Regions from separate parts of the Homo sapiens genome. Here regions 2, 3, 4 and 5 are each linked to region 1. Evidence: chromatin contacts called from ENCODE Hi-C or POLR2A ChIA-PET data. All regions are on one chromosome and are shown on one strand. Each heading gives the region's core, a stretch centred on a gene start or an enhancer-like site at or near the end of the contact. The rest is flanking DNA. Distances are from core to core; before and after follow the strand shown.

What was found. Hi-C counts contacts between places; a loop is a spot of excess contacts on that map. ChIA-PET counts read pairs that join two places held with the same protein, here RNA polymerase II (POLR2A). Pooled maps may share reads with other maps.
Region 2: a pooled map shows a loop between it and region 1 (4-fold over the local background). The contact joins two enhancer-like sites. A Hi-C loop is called at or near these places in 1 of 50 pooled maps. POLR2A ChIA-PET finds 5 or more read pairs at or near these places in 4 of 52 experiments (CD4-positive, alpha-beta T cell, activated CD4-positive, alpha-beta T cell, activated naive CD4-positive, alpha-beta T cell and 1 more).
Region 3: a map with no recorded cell type shows a loop between it and region 1 (15-fold over the local background). The contact joins the promoter of CACNB3 here to the enhancer-like site in region 1. A Hi-C loop is called at or near these places in 1 of 37 single-sample maps with no recorded cell type and 5 of 50 pooled maps. POLR2A ChIA-PET finds 5 or more read pairs at or near these places in 2 of 52 experiments (BJ and T-cell).
Region 4: a pooled map shows a loop between it and region 1 (5-fold over the local background). The contact joins the promoter of ARF3 here to the enhancer-like site in region 1. A Hi-C loop is called at or near these places in 7 of 50 pooled maps. POLR2A ChIA-PET finds 5 or more read pairs at or near these places in 3 of 52 experiments (HEK293, OCI-LY7 and WTC11).
Region 5: a loop to region 1 is called in a pooled map, with 3 times the contacts of the local background. The contact joins the promoter of WNT1 here to the enhancer-like site in region 1. A Hi-C loop is called at or near these places in 4 of 50 pooled maps. POLR2A ChIA-PET finds 5 or more read pairs at or near these places in 2 of 52 experiments (CD4-positive, alpha-beta memory T cell and WTC11).

What each region holds. Positions count from the first base shown.
Region 1 is chr12:49,232,676-49,236,192 of GRCh38, forward strand. It overlaps a transcript of TUBA1C not described here. Among named protein-coding and RNA genes, the nearest start is that of TUBA1C, 31 kb to the right of the region's middle. RefSeq lists a silencer at 1,802-2,091. Within about 2 kb of position 1,921, at least 36 of the 41 ENCODE cell types and tissues checked have a DNase peak (open chromatin) inside an H3K27ac peak, as active enhancers do; they include OCI-LY7, where a contact is called at or near this core.
Region 2 is chr12:49,661,553-49,665,069 of GRCh38, forward strand. It overlaps FMNL3 (formin like 3), which reads right to left. Exons shown (of 26, transcript NM_175736.5): 5 at 414-497. Among named protein-coding and RNA genes, the nearest start is that of PRPF40B, 40 kb to the left of the region's middle. RefSeq lists enhancers at 1,336-2,274, 1,848-2,007. Within about 2 kb of position 1,604, at least 32 of the 41 ENCODE cell types and tissues checked have a DNase peak (open chromatin) inside an H3K27ac peak, as active enhancers do.
Region 3 is chr12:48,816,754-48,820,270 of GRCh38, forward strand. CACNB3 (calcium voltage-gated channel auxiliary subunit beta 3) reads left to right here and starts at 1,743. Exons shown (of 13, transcript NM_000725.4): 1 at 1,743-2,221. The coding sequence starts at 2,177. It overlaps LOC101927241 (a long non-coding RNA gene), which reads right to left and starts at 179. Exons shown (of 3, transcript XR_245978.4): 1 at 7-179. RefSeq lists a silencer at 1,541-2,010.
Region 4 is chr12:48,955,729-48,959,245 of GRCh38, forward strand. ARF3 (ARF GTPase 3) reads right to left here and starts at 1,759. Exons shown (of 5, transcript NM_001659.3): 1 at 1,582-1,759. RefSeq lists enhancers at 1-951, 1,007-1,086.
Region 5 is chr12:48,976,538-48,980,054 of GRCh38, forward strand. WNT1 (Wnt family member 1) reads left to right here and starts at 1,785. Exons shown (of 4, transcript NM_005430.4): 1 at 1,785-2,217; 2 at 2,931-3,184. The coding sequence starts at 2,114. RefSeq lists a silencer at 1,470-1,839 and enhancers at 2,723-3,322, 3,323-3,517.

The DNA of each region.
Region 1 (3,517 bases), core at 671-3,170:
CAGGCAAAGATATCTGCTCAGTAACTTATACTTCTGTGAAGAAGAGATTCCTAAGTGTAAGATGTATGACTTGTCGTTTTGGGGTTAAGTACAATCCCAAACACTCTGTCTCCACCACCTTTTTTCTGGAGGTGTTCTTTTTATTTTATTTTTTCAAAGTGGGGCACATTTCAGAAATTTTTGCTGGGAAACTCAGAATACAAACTTAACGGCATGTTAAAATTCTAAAAATAGTTTGACCCTGCATTTCACAGAGTTCAGGGCTTCAAAACTGTGCTGTCCAAACATGATTGGTGATTAATTGATTTTGACCCCCTGCAAGAAGTGAAAGCAGCTGGTTTACGAGACTTGAGAGACAGCCGATTTTCCAAGGGAGAACAAAGAAAAAGTGGCCACCCCTCCCCGCTGGGAGCGCGCTTTGCTTTGTCTGAGCGGACTCTCTCCAGGGACTGCCGCCGGGGAGGCTCAAAGCTGTGTCCTTGCGATTAGTTTGGTACACTTGGTTCAGCAGCCTGGGGAATGTGGGGAGATGTGTGCCTGCACAGTATCAACGTTATCAGCTGCCCTGTTCATGTCGCCTCTCCCTGAAGGACACTTTCATAACACAGTAACACTTAGGAGAAGGTTCCCCTCCTTTACTTCTGTTTCTCTGCTGATAAACAAATGTCAGGCATCTTCCTGGATCCGGGCCCTGATTCACTAAGTTACTGTATATCCATTGCCCTTTTTTGTCCTCCAAACACTGAGCTCTCAGTGCTCTTCTGGCTGGATCCAGATTGTGAAGATTACAGCCCCACTGGTTCCTTTCAGGACTTGGGGGCCCAACATTCCATCTCCAGGGCCTCAAGGAGCCTTCCATTCCTGATGGGTTCCCAATTACCGTGTTTCTGGTGCTACCAGACAAAAGAGAAGGCCCTGTTTTGACCCAGAGCCCTATAGCTGTGCCCTGATGGGAGATGGGAATTTTGATGTCTGACAACCTGATCAACAGCGTGACTCCTAGACCGAGTGAACCGTGGTCCGTCCACGAGCCTTCATCACTAGAGGAAAAACGGAGATGAATGATTATGACGCTTGAAGCAACGAACCTCTGCAAGTAGGAGGGTCCGGAAGGTTATTCCGGAATCACTGGGCAAGGTGAAGGGCAGGGCTGCGTAAGCGAAAGCGTCTGCTCAGTGCAGGGCAGCATAAACTCTGCAACATAAAAAGAGGGAAGCTGAGCTCTGGCATCATCTTGCGGGTTGCAGTTCCCGGCAACAGGGCTGGCTCCAGAGCAGAAGCGCAACCCGTCATCTTCCTGCGGGCCGCAGCCATAGGTGGAGAAAGGTGGTACCACAAGGCTCTCCCACTGGATGACGGTGACGCGCAATAAGCAGATGATTGCAGAGGCTCCTGTCAAATGGGTGCAGAGAAAAGGGAAGTGGGGAGAGGAGGAGGGACCTAGAAATGGCACTGCAACGATCCTGGAATAAAAACGAGGGGCCACAGTCAGAAATGACAAACGCCTCCACCTTGAAACGCAACCCCTAGCCCATTTATCCAATTTGCCTCTGATAACTGCTTTTAATATGTTGTAAATCCCATTAAAGCAGGAGAGAATAAATGAAAGCAGTCCCCTACCAGGTTCTAATTTTCATTCTCCTTTAGCATTGTCTTAAATAACAAGGACACCCTAAAAATCAAGTCCACCCTGTTTAGCTGTGGCAAGCGCTAAAAACCGTTAAGTTCGTTGAAACACTACTCTCCAAACCAGAGTAGGCTTCCAGGTTTCTCTGCAGAGCAGAAAGGAGGCTGTGGTTGTGTCCATGACTTTGCTTCCTTGGTTAGTACGGTGACGTGCAGCGCCAGGGCCTGGGCCTGGGCTCGGGCTCCCACCCGCGTGGCGCCGCAGTCCTGGCGAGCCCCGAGCGCTCTGTCCCCGGTGACCAGCAGGCGGCGCTATCTCCAGGCCGCAGCCGCCGCCCCGCCCGCCACGAAGGCCACTTCCGCCGCGGCCCGGCGAGCGCGCCCCCGCCACGCCCTGCTGTTTAGAAGCGGCCTTTCTTCACATATCGCTGTCCGCGAAAGTTTCTGAACTCTTGTGACAATTAATGCTGTTTGAAAACCTCCCTCTTGGGTCTTTTGGAAGAGTGGACATCCTAAAAAAAATTTTCTTTTTGGAGACGGAGTATTGCTTTTGTTGCCCAGGCTGGAGTGCACTGGCGCGATCTCGGCTCACTGCAACCTCCGCCTCCCAGATTCAAGCGATTCTCCTGCCTCAGACTCCCGAGTATTTGGGATTACAGGCACCCGCCACCACGCCCATCTGATTTTTGTATTTTTAGTAGAGACGGGGTTTCACCATGTTGGTCAGGCTGGTCTCGAATTCCTGTCCTCGTGATCCGCCCGCCTCGGCCTCCCAAAGTGCTGGGATTACAGGCGTGAGCGACTGCGCCCGGCCAAAAAAAAAAAAAAAATTAATTTGGGATTGCGTAATCAAAAAGTCTTTTAGACATCTCAAATGCATTGCAACTTATTCGAATAAAAAGGGCTCCTGACACGGACAAAAAGGCAGTATAGGTTGAAAATTAGAATGCTTAAAAAAAAAAAAAATTCCCCTTCCTGTTAGTTCCAGATTTTTCTGCAAGCTTGGAGGACAGCTCGCGAAAATTCAGCTGGGGCGCCATCTGCTGGACGCGCCGCGCCGCTGCAAGGCCCTTTCCGGAAAGGTGTCGGGGTTGCAGGTCAGCGCCCCATTTTTTGTCCAGGAGAGACTCGCTGGCACCTTGGCTGGACCAGGCTGGGCGCAGTGGCTCACACCTGTAATCCCAACACTTTGGGAGGCCGAGGCAGGTGGATCACCTGAGGTCAGGAGTTTGAGACCAGTCTGGCCAACATGGTGAAACCCCGTCTCTACTAAAAATACAAAGAGTAGCTGGGCCTGGTGGTGCGCGCCTGTAATTCCAGCTACTCGGGAGGCTGAGGCAGAATTGCTTGAACCTGGCAGGCGAAAGTTACAGTTCGCCTGGGAGGCGAAAGTTGCACTCCAGCCTGGGTGACAGGGTGAGACTCGGTCTCAAAAAAAAAAAAAAAAAAATCTTACATAGTTTTTAAAAAATAAAAAGAGACCAGGCTGACTCTCTGCAAGAAAGTGGCCTGTGTTGAGGAGCCCTCGGGCCTCAATGAGTCGTCATTTGTTACATTGCTGGTCTCTGAGGAAAACCTGAGGCTCAACTCATTTAATTTCCTCCACCGGCCCACGGGCACAGGGCTACAAACTAAAACTATGCTTTCCATCAGTGCACACAGCGGGTTTCAGGGACAGAAATCACAATGTGCTTATTCTGAATGCTTCTGATTTTGCTGAATGGGAGGAGTTTCCAAGGTGAAGAGGGTGACAGAAATGAAATTAATCTGGGAGTAGGGAGATGTTAAAATGTGGCCTTGCCACGGTTTGATATAAGATCATGAAGCCCTGCCAACATTTTCCAAACTCCTCAGTCAGTTCTGATTCAGTTGAAGATTTTTCTATTTAGAA
Region 2 (3,517 bases), core at 354-2,853, 430 kb after region 1:
AGTAACCTTCTCACATCTGGAAACCCAAAGTTGCTTCTGGAAGACTCAACTCTGCAAAGATGAATGGATCCCACCAAGGCATCTCTACCAGAAGCCAGGACATTTCCCTGGATTGCTCACAGCTTGGCATTTGGATGCCTTGGGTTCTGATTCCAAGCTCCCTTTCCATCTCTCTGTCCTGTTCTCCAAAATGCATCTTATCTTCTACTCCAGCCAAGTGCCATTCTTCACTGATCCCCAGACATCTCCGGGCTTGCCTGCCTACTTCCACACCACTGCTTGGGCTACTCCTTCCTGTCCAGGATTCCCATTTCCATCTTCATTGTTGAACTCTCACCCTTCCTTATCAAAGTAGAATGGAACTATGTCCTCCCCCAACTGGTCCCCAACTTCAGCCCCGGGGTGGTACTCACATGACAGAACACTGGGCAAAGGACAGGTAATCCACCAGTACATCCAGGCCTTTGTTTTCATCATTCAGAAATTCCCGCACCCACCTGCAGATAAAGGAAACACAGTGGAAGGGGTCTGCTAAAAGTGGGTCAAGGATGAGGGGGGTGACATGCCTCTGACCCAACACCTCCTCCTCCTGGAACCCAGCACCAGGCTAAGAAAATTCTGAAGATCAAAACCCATGACAGACCCATCCACGGTCATGGACTTCCCCTAGGCAGGGAAGTCAGGGATGGGGAAAGTTCAGGCCCTTCTAATGCCACTTGCTTTATCGTGAAGGTGCTTCAGACAAACAAGCTCTCAGGTACTCCCTCCTTAAGGGCCAGACCCTGGCTCAATTATTTTCTGCATCCCTCCACATGTCCTTGCTCAGTGTTTGTTGGAAGAATTTAGGAAGCATCAAGAGCATTTACTACAGGCCCGTGTGCAGAGTTGTGCTTGACCGAAGCCAGCAAGTCTCCAACTTGACTGAAGCCTCAGTCAAGACCCCAGCAGGAAGGGTCAAGGAGAGCTCTGGAACAGAGGCATCCTGGGGCAAAGCACTCTCTACTAAGTTTAAGGAGAGGAGTTTTAGAAAGCAGTGAGCAGAGATGTATAGAAGTTCTGTATTTAGTCATGTTGAGTTTGGCAGAACCAGAAAAAGCATGGGAGATGAACAGGAACTCAAGGAACTCCAGGATGTCTATGACCACTCAGAGTCAACCTGAGTACGTGGGTCCCCCTCAGCCAGGAAGGTAGACAACAAAGCACCTAAGGACCATATCCCAGGGCATTATTTTCCCTTCTGCTTTCAGTTCTTTTGGGCTGAGATATTCCTGGAATGAAAGTCAAGGGCAAATCTAGGGAACTGTTATATGACAGGTTCATTCCATAGCAGAAACATAAAACGCTCAGGATGAAACCCTAATCTAGAGTGCTCTACTCCTTCAGAATTTCTGGGGGTCTTTATAGGAAAGCTCCTCCCAAACTGCCCTGCGGGGCCTTTCTCCCCAACAGCTGGAAAACCAGTGCCATGTTGGCCAGCCACACCCCAAACTACAGAGAGACTCTGGAGCTACAACACCAGGCCCAGCTGAGATTAGGCAGCAGGCTCTGGCTGAAGCTGACTGACACCGGAGCTGCCTGAAGTTAGCTTCCTCTCTGGGGGCCAACAGGCCTCCCGTTTCCTGTCTGTCTGCTCTCCAGCTCCCCACCCCCTTCTCATTTCCTGTCTGAGTCTATACTGCTATTTCGGGATCTTGACACTTTGAGGAGAGGTTAAAGGGTGCTTAGGCAAGGCACAGAAACCAATACAAACCAGGGAAAGAGGAGCTGGAGAGGCTCTGGAATCCCACTTCCCAGCCTATCCCTCTCCAGAACCTGAGTTCCCATCTGCTGCTCCTGCACACCCAACTTCTGCAAGCCCTGGGGCTGATCAGGCTGTGACCAAAGCAGGATCCTCCTCTCCCCACCTTGCCCTGGGTTCCTGCCACCCTGAAGCACCCACAATCTGACAAACTCTTCCTGCCCAGAAATCCAGGAAGGATCTTGGTCCTTCCACATAACTCTACCCAGAGAAGCCGCAGTTCAGATGGCAGGCATGCCTAAAATGCCAGGCACTGAGCTATTCCCTGGGAACAAAGGACCAGGTCCAGGACCTCTAACTTGTGTGCCAACTGCCAAGAGGCCCCAGGCCTGGGAACCACGCTGCTTTGGACATAGCTCCTGGCCAGCAGCCAGAGGGGCAGGCACCAGGTAGAGGGGGCAGGCAGCAGGGACTATCATAAACTGCTCTGTGGCCTTCTCCCAATAAAAGCACACCCCTATCCTCAGATGACTACAGCAAGACTTAATCAAGAAAACAAGGCTAGGTACTAGTGGCTCCACTTTGGGATCCTCAAGGAGGATCACTTGAGCCTAGGAGTTCAAGACCAGCCTAGGCAACTATCTCTACTAAATTTTTTTTTTTAAGTGGCCAGGCAGGCCAGGCACGGTGGCTCACATCTGTAATCCCAGCACTTTGAAAGGCCAAGACAGGCAGATCACTTGAGCCCATGAGTTTGAGACCGCCTGACCAACATGGTGAAACCTCATCTCTACTAAAAATACAAAAATTAGCTGGGCGTGGTGGTACACGCCTGTAGTCCCAGCTATTCGGAAGGCAGAGGCAGAATGGCTTGAGCCTGGGAGGCAGAGGTTGCAGTGAGCCAAGATGGCGCCTGGGCGACAGAGCTAGACTCCATCTCAAAATATAAATAAATAAATAAAATAAAATGGCCAGGCATGGGTGTGTGCCTGTGCTCCCAGCTACTTGGGAGGCTGGGATAGGAGGATCACTTGAGCCCTGGAAGTTGAGGCTGCAGTGAGTCATGATCATGTCACTGTACTTTATCCTGGGCAACAGAGCAAGACCCTGTCTTAAAAAACAAATAAACAAAAAGAAGACAGAAGGGCTGAGAGGGACAGAAGGGACCTATGGAGGAATGCGGAGTGGTAGGGGGCTCAGGGTGGCAGGTAGCACTCAGGGTTGCCATCGGTGTCCTTCTTGCCCTCACACACAGGGGTACTAAGCAGCCCCTGCCACTTTGTCCTTCAGTCAGTGAAGTCAGTGAAGGACTGACCAAACAAAGGAAGAGGCTTGGCCACACCTTTCTCAGCAGCTTGACTTTCAATGTCTGATTCACAGATGAGGTACAGAAGCCATACTCTGGCCACCAGAGCACAGTTACTGAGGCCAGGAACCATCCCTTTCCTGTTCTCTCCTGTGCTGTTTCCCTTGTGATTGCTGCTACAGCTGGCTACACACAGGTGTCCCCTCCCTCTAAAGAATCCTGGGAAGGCTTGCCCTGGGGGCGGATGAGGGCTGCTGCTACAACAGGAGGGGAAAGGCTAATGATGTCATTTGGCTGTCTCTAACCCCCTGTCAGGAAGCCTGGGCACCCCACCCCCACCTGGGCCTCCACTGCTCACTCATAAGCACTGGACATTTGTGCCAGGCCCTCCCATCAGGTCTATACCCCTGCCTGCAGTTCTACATCACGTGTCCCTCACTGTCCTTTTGCATAAGCACACATACGCACACATA
Region 3 (3,517 bases), core at 493-2,992, 420 kb before region 1:
TGTTACCTACAGCCCCAGGACCTTCTGTGGGTGGAGAGAGTCCCAAAAGGAGAGGCCAGGAGAGTGGATGCAGGGATGGGAAGAGAAACAGCTGCCTCCACCACTGCTTTCTTCACTAGAGCCATCTCCCAGGAGAAGAGCACCTTGAGGGTCTTACTCTTTGACACCTCTCCAGGCCCCTGAAAGAAGGAATTGAAGAGAAAGGATGAAAGAGGGGGATACAAGGAATACTGCGTAACTGGGTGAGGGCACAAAAGTGGGCAGTGTCTGGGAACTTCCAATACAGAAGAATCCAGTATATGACCAAACCCCAGTTGGTGCTGGACTCAGGAGAGGAGACAGTCCCTTCAGCCACAGGGGCTGCAACAAAGTTGTTTGTCAAACCCAGCATGAGGAAGGTGCTGGGCAGGGCTGCTCTGGGCCACCCACAGTAGACAGACTAAAGATGTCAGTCTGAAGATGCAGCTCTTCTTTGTCTTGCCAAGATAACACCGATAAGTGACCCAGGTGGGAAGCCACTTGGTTTGGGTGGGCTTTCTCTCTCCCATGCACAGTGCTTTCTACCATAGATCTTACTAAGCCATGTCAGAGTTTTGGATTTCTGATTCTCCTCAAGCCAAGGAGGGATGAGCAGATTGCTGAACTCCCGGGTGTGAGAAATTGGGAAGGAAAAGGACTGAGCTCAGGGCCAAGAGCATGGGCACCAGGAGGCCTCCAAGTGTAACCCCTGTCTACGCACATCCTCCTCGTGGGGCACAAAGGTAGGCAGTCAAAAATCAAAGAAGGAATTTTGCTCAGGAGATGAAAAAAGGAAAGAGCTCAAATGGGTGGATCTTTGGGGAAAGTTTCCTCAAGATAAGGGCTGCGGCTCTCTTACCCCAAATCTCAATGCTCCTGTAAAGGAGACTGAGTGGTGCAGAGTGGTACAAGCCCTTCTGCTAAGGGGAGAATCTGGCCTTACCCTAGTGACTCCGAGGAGACTGGCCCTTTCCTCTCCCAACCCGAGTGTAGCCAGGATCCCACCCACAACTATCCCCCTACCTCCACCCTCTGGCTTCTTTCCCCTTCCCTTTAGGCTCACCTAAAACAGCCCCTTTCTGCCCCAGTTCCCACGGATGCCTTGGCACTGTCTGGCACAATCCTTGGCAGGGAAGTGGGGAAGGGAACCCCCATCCTGGCAGGACTAAGACAAAATCTATCCGTGCAACAGGTGTGGGGAGGCCTACCCAGCTCACGGAAAGTTCCCCCCTTCTCAAGGGTTGGGCAACACCGCCTTTGCCGCAGCGTCCCCGTACTGAGGGGGCCGGGCACCTGTTGGGGCAGGAGCTGCCGTCCTGTCATTAGCCTGGGGGCACCAAGCCCATTCCTCCCCGGGACCACTGCGGGGTTTGCTTTCGGAGCCTCCGGGACGCACGGGCCCAGACCCGCCCTGCTGTCGCCTGGGACCCCTCCCCCGTCTGCCGCTCGTTCCCGCGCCTCTTCTGTCTCCCACGGTCTCCCCATTTTCCTGTCCTCTCCGTCCTCCCTCTGCCTCTCTCTCTCCGGTTTCCTCGACACCTGCGCCCTCTCCAGTCTCCGCCCGGGTCGCGTCTCCCTCGCGGTCTCAGCGCCCCCTCCCTCCCCCGCCGCAGCCCTTTGTTTCCCGGCGGAGTAGTTCCTGGGTTGCCGAGCGTCTCTGTCTCCGCATCTCTCCTCGCCCCGCCTCCTCCCTGCCTGGATCCGCCCTGCCCGCAGCCTCTCCTCCCCTTCCTCCCCGCCGCCACGGCCCCGTAGGTGCTCGGGGACCCACCTTCCACCTAGCACGGGTTCGTTCCCCTCTCCCGGCCTGGCCCGGGCTCCCCGGTGGCCGCCGCCCCCTCGCCGCCCCCGCCTTCTCCCGGGGAGGGGGTCAGGTGGGCGGGCACTATTGTTGTAGGAGCCGGCGCCAGATTCCTCAGCCGCGCTCGGGGTGGGACCGGCTGGGTTTGGGGGGGTGGGGTGGGGGGAGCGGTGATCTGAGCTCCGAGCAGCTGGTCTTCGCGGCTCGCTCCCTCCTTCGCGCTCTCTCGCTCCCTGCCGCCGCCCGCAGGGCTGCGGGGCTCGGTGGCATCTCCCGGGCGCGGCCCGCAGTCCTTGCCCCTGCCTCCGGGCCGCTCCCGCCCCCGGCGCCGCTCGCTCCCCCGACCCGGACTCCCCCATGTATGACGACTCCTACGTGCCCGGGTTTGAGGACTCGGAGGCGGTGAGTGCCCACGATGAGGGTGGGGGCGGGGAAGTTGGGGTGACACCTCCTCTCCCTTCAACCCTTTCCCCGGTTCAGGACTTTGAAAAACGCCTCAGTGGCAGGGCAGGGTTTGTAGGGGGGCGCTCTAAGAACGTGGGGAGATGGATTTTCATGCCAAGCGTTCCCCAGCGACCCAGACTCAGACCCTGGGGCATCGGGTGTGTGCAGAGAGGGGGCAGTATAGGGGAAGGGCTCAAGCAGGTGGCTCCACGGCCCAGGAAAGAGGGGTGGGAGAAGGCAGGGCTGGAGGCCGAGGGCACAGAGGCTCTGGAGAGGGAACACGCCATGTCTGGAGTTCCAAATTCTGGATTTCTGGGGTCTGAACACAACAGCTAGGAGAGCCGCCGAGGTGGTTGGGGAGGCAGACATTCTAGACCTCTTGTGCCTCAAGCAAACGACACATCAGGGAGCTGAGAGGACATCAGGGAGCCAGGGGCCAACCTCTTCAGACAGACGGATCCTAAAACTTGAGGAGCTCCATTATTCCCTTCCACCCCCTCCATCTCTGCGCATTGCCTCATCTCCTCACCCTTTCTCTAGCCCAGTTTCTCTCCCAGGCTGAAACCTGGGCGCCCAGCACATGGGTAGGCCAGGTGACTGAGCCCCATCTATTCCACAGCCCCCTGCTGAGGCTTCCTCTGCAGCGGGCATCCTGAGCTCTTGCCCAGCATGGAGGGCCTGGAGGTGAGGCCAGAGGAGCTGAGGGCCTGGGGATGGAGAGGAAGCGCTTTGCTCAGAGAAACAGGCAACCGATAAATATTTAATTCTCCTCTTTGCTTTTATCTCCTGACCCACTGAGACAAATCAGCTCATTAAGCAGTGATTCCCGGAGCTCAGACAGCAGGGAGAGTGCCTGGAAAGATGGGGCAAGAATGCGGAGCAGCTTCTCAGCCCCTTGGAGCTGACAACTTTCCCTCAAATGTCCTGTAAGAAGGCCTCCTTAGGAGTGGACCACTAGATGGCTTGGAAGGGGCCCCAATAGGTTGGAGCACCCCTGGGTCGGAAAGAGGAGTTCATGTTCAAGTCTTCTCCCATCACTTACTGCCAGGCCCAGGATAGATGAATGCTGATGTTCAGAATAGGCAACTGTCCTTTTCTGGGACTGGTCTCCTTCTGGGCCCAATTCTCCATGGGGCCTCTGGGGCTAATTACATTGCCGCTAGATCAGATCATTTTCAAGGCTCTGGTGGACACCTCTTTCTGACAGTTGAAGGGACAGCTGGTATAGCCCAGGGTGCCAAGGTGAGCTTGAAA
Region 4 (3,517 bases), core at 509-3,008, 280 kb before region 1:
TCCAGTTCCTGCAGTCGAAAAGCGTCTAGTCTCTTTGGAAAAGCAAGATAGACAACTATAAAAATTCTAACTATGCAAGGTAATAATTCTATGCTGGGAAACAGGACGCATGTGAATATGTGATACATGGGAGCCTTTCCTGGCTGAATCCAAGGTCAATCATTCATTCGGTGAAAAGCTGAACCTTAATGGATTAGTTTCTTTCTTAGAATGAACTTTTACAGACATGTTTTTCAAACTCAAGTCCAATGGGCTATGATAATCCACTGTCCCATAACACTGTCCCATGTCCCAAGTCACGGCAAGTGGAAACACCTACCCCAACAACAAGCCCAAGACAAAATAGCAGCAAAGACTGTTACTACCTACCTGATTGAGGACAGGGAAGGAGGTATGCAGCGACTAGATTCTGTCCTGTTGCACTGACCCAAGCAATCAGACTCTTGCAGCAGATCTCCTCCCAATAAAACTTTCATGCCATAGACCAGGGGTGACCCAATCCAACAACAGCAGAGACAGGTTTTAGGTTACATTTCTCCCTCACCGGGACGGCCTTACTATTTCTTCTCACTCCTGACCACATACCACAATCCTCCACCTCCACCACCACATTCCTCCTGGCCTGGAAAGATGGAGACCCGCCTTAATGCAATCAAGACGGGAATTCCCCCAAAATAACAGCTACCACTTTGCTAATCAAGTGGCCCGTTTTAACAGGGAACTCCACCTCCCCAACTCCCGCCCCTTCCCTCAAACGATTCGCGTAAGCAATGGCTCCATTTTCTGTTCCGGGAATCCTGGTACTTCCTAAAGAAAGAAAGCGGATTGGAAGACACAAACTGAGGGCCAGTGACAAGATGCTCCCTCCTCCTGTGAGACCGCCCCCGCTCCGCCTGGGGAGGAAGGCCCCACCTCTCTTCTCCCAGGAAGATCAGATCCCCCTCCTCCTTCTCCTGCCTCCTCTCCACCCTCTCCCCACTTGCTGCCCTCTTCCCAACCTGCGGTTCCCTAGACTCGAAAGCGCAACCTCTACCACAATAGCGCCCATGTGGTGCCCCAGCAGCCTGCCCTGTTGGCTAACCCCCAACCCCCCTACGCACCCCTGCCCTATGATGGGGGAGGGGGTGTAACCACAGCAAGGCTTCTCTCCCGTCTCCTATTGCTAAGGTGGGGGAGGGAGAGGGAGTAGAAGAAAGCAGCATTCCCTAGCCCTTTAACAGAAAAGATACAAACAGCCATCACCGCCCCCTCATCACCTCTCCTCGGACGGTTTTCCTCTCCCTCAACAGCACACCTCCTGCAGGCGACAACCTAACTGCAGCCCAGGTCGCCCCCTTGAGCGAGGCGGAGGACAAATCCGTGTGCGCCCCCCACCCCCACCCCAGCTCTGCGTCCTTCAAATGCGGGGGCAGGCGTGAAGCTGGCCCGACGCACCCTCTCTGAGCTCTCGGGTGGGAAGAATCCCACCGCCCCACGCCAAGCAGTGCCGGGCGGGGCCCGGGAGGCGCTCTATCTCCTCAGCCCTCACCCTGACCGAGCCTCTTCTCTACCGGGACCCGCCTTCCCTTCCCAGCCTCTCACCTGTTCCTGCTATCAGCTGCGCCGCTGCGGCCGCCGCCTCTGCCCCGCAGGTTCCGCTCCGCTCCCTCTGGCTCCCCAAGCCGACTTCAGCCCGGCTGCTGCCCTGGCCCACTCCCCGGCTCCCTCCTTCCTTCCCTCCACCTAGCACCGGAAGCCGCGACGGCGACTGGAGCTGTGCGGCGTACCCCCACCCCCAGCCCGGGATACTTCCCACCTCCCCGATCGCGCGATAGCTGCGCGGTAGCTAGCGGCAGTTCTCGCGAGACCCATCACCATGGCAGCGGCTGCAGCACCGGCGGCCGGGCGCTGGAGCTGGAGTCAGGGCGGGGGCAGGTGTGGGGGCTGTGGGCGGCGGAGGCGGGAGCCGTGAATGGGGATGAGACAGTGAGGACTGAGGTGACAATCCCAAGCTCCAGGGTTGTGCCTGGAATTTAAGGACTGAGGCGGCAAGTTGGCTGCGTAGGAGACGGGCTGGGCTGCGGGGCCCAGGGGCTCCTTGGGCAAAGCCAGCATCGGGATATGGGTGAACAGTCGTTGCTGTGGCATGCCTTACCCAGCCAGACTTCATCTTTATTTCTTAATCTGGGCTAGCTGCCATCCCCTGAAAGCCCTCACCGCACCATTGTTGTTGCTCACTATTCCTGAGACTAGATTACTGTGGGGTCTGAATCAAGAGATCCTTTCCCATAAGGAAGAGGAAGGAGAGTGATGAACTTAAGAGGCTAAAGGAAAACAGCTGGACTCTGAGCCAGTTAAGTTGGAACTTGAAAGACGGAGAGTGGAAACCTAATATTCAGAAGTGTGGTTTGAGGAAGTGTGCCTAGATGAGTAGGGATTTTAGTATCCCAAGGAAAGGTGAAGGACTTTGCACCCATATTTCTTGCTTCCTACCCACTCCTACTTCCCTCACACTCCGTTTTGCACCTGGTCTAGACATGCAGAACTGCCTTGAAACAAAAATAGCTGTGATAGAAGGGCACTAGTAATGCTAAGAACAGAAGGTTCCTTTTTTTTTTTTTTTTTTTGAGACAAGAGTCTCACTCTGTCGCCCAGGCTGGAGTGCAATGGCACCATCTTGGCTCACTGCAACCTCTGCCTCCCGGGTTCAAGCGATTCTCCTGCCTCAGCCTCCTGAGTAGCTGGGATTACAGGCGTGAGCCACCGCGCCCGGCCAATAGAAGGTTCTCTAAGTGCCCTCTCTCCTCATTTACAGCAGTATAAGGGAATGAACACATGGCTCTTCCCTAAGGCTTGAGCCCAAATTGTTGCTCTTATGAATTTATTGCCTTGGTTGATTTTGTTTGTTTGTTTCCTTGCTTCCAAGAAGAACTAAGCTGGGGCCAGGCCCTGTGTTCACACTTGTAATCCCAGCACTTTGGCAGGCTGAAGTGGGCAGATCACTTAAGGTCAGGAGTTTGAGACCATCCTGGCCAATATGGTGAAACCCTGTCTCTACCAGAAAATACAAAAATTAGCCGGGCATGGTGGCACATACCTGTAATCCCAGCTACTTGAACTGAGGCCAGAGAATCGCTTGAACCTGGGAGGCGGAAGTTGCAGTGAGCCAAGATCGTACCACTGCACTCCAGCCTGGGCGACAGAGTAAGACTTTGTCTCAAAGAAAAAAAAAAAAAAAGCTGGTAGGTGCCATATATGTCGATCTCCTTGTCCTCATCAATCCCTGGTGTATGCACTTACAGTCCCTTAACCCAGTCTGTTCTCTCTCTTATGTTAACCTGATAACATGACCCTAGAATGTCAAGCTAAGGGGACCTTAATTTAAGATGGTAAGGGATGAGATGGATGACAAGGAACCTGTTTATAACAAGGAATTATATCTGTCCTGGGCACTGCTATTAAGGGCTGCTGCCCTGCTAATCTCTGTGGGTTGTTTTTGTTTTTGTGTGTGTGTTTGTTTGTTTGTTTGTTTGTTTGT
Region 5 (3,517 bases), core at 535-3,034, 260 kb before region 1:
CTGATCTATTTTTAATTCTGCAAAATGGGGAGAGAGAAGAGATCTTCCCTCCTTCCAGGGGCCATGTGTGTGGTGGTGGGGCATGATAACCAGGCTGGCAGTGCCCCCTATTCCCCATATAGGGAAAAGCAGCCACTTTTTTTTTTTTTTTCAGATGAAGTCTTGCTCTGTAGCCCAGACTGGAGTGCAATGGCGTGATCTCGGCTCACTGCAATCTCCACCTCCCGGGTTCAAGCCATTCTCCTGCCTCAGCCTCCTGAGTAGCTGGGACTACAGGTGTGCGCCACCACACTCAGCTAATTTTTGTATTTTTATTAGAGATGGGATTCCACTATGTTGGCCAGGATGGTCTCGATCTCCTGACCTCATGATCCACCTGCCTCGGCCTCCCAAAGTGCGGGGATTATAGGCATGAGCCACCGCGCCCAGCCTGTCACTTCTTCAATAGGAGGCCTAAATGGCCTTGAAGCTGAGTAGGAGTCCCTGGGAGAGAAGAGAAAAGTGTACAATGGATGAGATGGTCACAGGCACTCTGGGTATCCCAGTGTGGTGGGAACTAGAGCTTTAGGGAAAGACAGAAACTTGGCAGAAACATCCAAAGAGAAGCAAACACATGGAGGCACAAGTTTCCTCATCTAGGTTCAATGTAGCCAGCAACCCTTGTCTTCCCAGTCCTCTCCATCACCATACATACAGTGGACATCCGCACCATTTCCCATCCTTTCTGAGCCTAGGCCTCAGAGACTTAGCCACTCCAGGCTGGGTTCACCTCAATACCATCTTGGTTGTAGGCTCGGCTCTCTCCCCCAATGACATGCACTGGTTGACACATACCACAGTGTGACACGCCATAGGATGCCACGAGGTACAAAGGGCAACAGAATGACGCATACACACATATTTAATCTTCCCATGCACATGCTCATCCACCCACTCCACACACAGTCCAGACACTCTGCATCCCTCAATCATGCTTCTGAGTCTCCTGTCGACAGTTGCCACCTCCTTCCTGACACACTGCCCCAGGCGGTGACTGTGACAAGGTGACTCCATGACCTTTTCTGACTTGAGCTAAATTCCAAAATTCTTTGGAAAGTTTCCTAACATCCTTCGTCAGAACAAGGAGTTTCTGCACGTACCAACACACAGGAGGATGCACCCTCAGAACACAGCACATTCTCACTCCCACCCATATTCACGTTGTTCCACTTCACACACACACACACACACACACACACACACAGCCACTTGTGCGCTTCTTCTGGCGCACATGAGCAAACTGCCTGTTGCTTTAGGTTTCTCTCCACCGCTAGGCTCCTTTTGGTTAGCTCACCCCCACAACTCATCCCCGGGATTTCCCTGACCACAGCCGCACTCACGCCCCCGTCTCCCCTTTTTCCTTCTCTGTCCAGCCATCGGGGGTTCCTGGGCGGTTAAGCATCTCCCCGGAGTCGCTGCCCAGAACCACAGCTTTCCTTCCGACACTCAGGATGGGGGAGAGAGGGGACGTCGGAGGGGCCCGGGGTGACGTCGAGGGGACAACCCCACCGCGGGCGGCGAGGCGGGCTGGGCCCCTGGCGGGCTCTCCCCGCAGCACACTCTCGCCGCGCCCCCTGGCGGATGCTAGTCCTCGACGGGCTCCGGACGCTCAGCTGAGTGAGGCGGGCGCGCGTGGGAGGGTGTCCCAAGGGGAGGGGTCCGCGGCCAGTGCAGGCCCGGAGGCGGGGGCCACCGGGCAGGGGGCGGGGGTGAGCCCCGACGGCCAACCCGTCAGCTCTCGGCTCAGACGGGCGGGAACCACAGCCCCGCTCGCTGCCCATTGTCTGCGCCCCTAACCGGTGCGCCCTGGTGCCACAGTGCGGCCCGGAGGGGCAGCCTCCTCCCGTCACTTCAGCCAGCGCCGCAACTATAAGAGGCGGTGCCGCCCGCCGTGGCCGCCTCAGCCCACCAGCCGGGACCGCGAGCCATGCTGTCCGCCGCCCGCCCCCAGGGTTGTTAAAGCCAGACTGCGAACTCTCGCCACTGCCGCCACCGCCGCGTCCCGTCCCACCGTCGCGGGCAACAACCAAAGTCGCCGCAACTGCAGCACAGAGCGGGCAAAGCCAGGCAGGCCATGGGGCTCTGGGCGCTGTTGCCTGGCTGGGTTTCTGCTACGCTGCTGCTGGCGCTGGCCGCTCTGCCCGCAGCCCTGGCTGCCAACAGCAGTGGCCGATGGTGGTAAGTGAGCTGGTGCGGGGTCGCCACTTGTCCCGCGGCACAGAGCCAGGGGCCAACCCTACCCAGCTCCCACGCTCTGGGATCCGTCTGCCGACAGGCTCCCTCCCCGCTCTGACTTCCCTCCGCGACACCGAAGGGCGATCTGGCATGAAACTGCCCCAGACTCCAGCTCTGTACAAGTGGGGCGAATGATCCGCCCGCGGAGGCCTAAGATACCCCAGGCAGGGAGCCCACTCTCATCTAGCACCGCCCTTCCCCTTTGAGCGCCAACTCCAGCCTCACGGCGGTGGCTCACCACAGGTTTCCCCACCTCGGGAAGTGAAGGGCCAGGAGTTCGCCTAGAAAGGAGGGGAGAAGAGGGTGGGACTCCTAAGCATTTCACGCCTTGGGTGGGCAAGAACTGCAGGCCATGATTATCTCGCTCAGGCTGACCGGAAGAGGCTCGGAGATCCAAGGTAGACACTCGGTCTCCGGGTACCTCCTCTGTCCAGTCTCCGGACCTAGGGCTCAGGCGAGCAGCCCTGGGACTACTGGGCACACACAAGTCTGGACGCCCAGTTCTTTCAAATTAGTGAGCCTGGGAGAGCGGGTATTATTAATCTCCCGCCATTCTCTCCAGCCACATACCCCCAGGAAGAGGACCGGGTGGCACAGTTTTTATGGTTAGGGTGCGGATCCCCTTCCTGAGCCTGAGCTATCATACGTCCCACCAGGGGTATTGTGAACGTAGCCTCCTCCACGAACCTGCTTACAGACTCCAAGAGTCTGCAACTGGTACTCGAGCCCAGTCTGCAGCTGTTGAGCCGCAAACAGCGGCGTCTGATACGCCAAAATCCGGGGATCCTGCACAGCGTGAGTGGGGGGCTGCAGAGTGCCGTGCGCGAGTGCAAGTGGCAGTTCCGGAATCGCCGCTGGAACTGTCCCACTGCTCCAGGGCCCCACCTCTTCGGCAAGATCGTCAACCGAGGTGGGTGCCCAGGAAGGCGACGCTTCCGGGAGCAGGGGAAACGCGGGGTCACCCCCAGGGCATGGGCGGGCGAGTTCAGAGAAGGTGTCCCAGGCGCCTGGAGGGTCACACAATCAACCTTGCCAAGTGCCTCGTGCCCAGCGCCAGCTCGGGGCCAGACTTCTACCAGGCGTTTTCCAGCCGTGCACCCTGGAAACGAAGCTTAACTTTTCTGAGCTACTGCCCCAGATAAAGAAAGTTTCGGGTCGCGGACGCCGGCTGACCGCCGCTTTCCCCCAGCCTCTCTCAAAAGCGCCTGGGAAGCTGCTCTCTGCAGGCGTGTGTCTGGCCTCT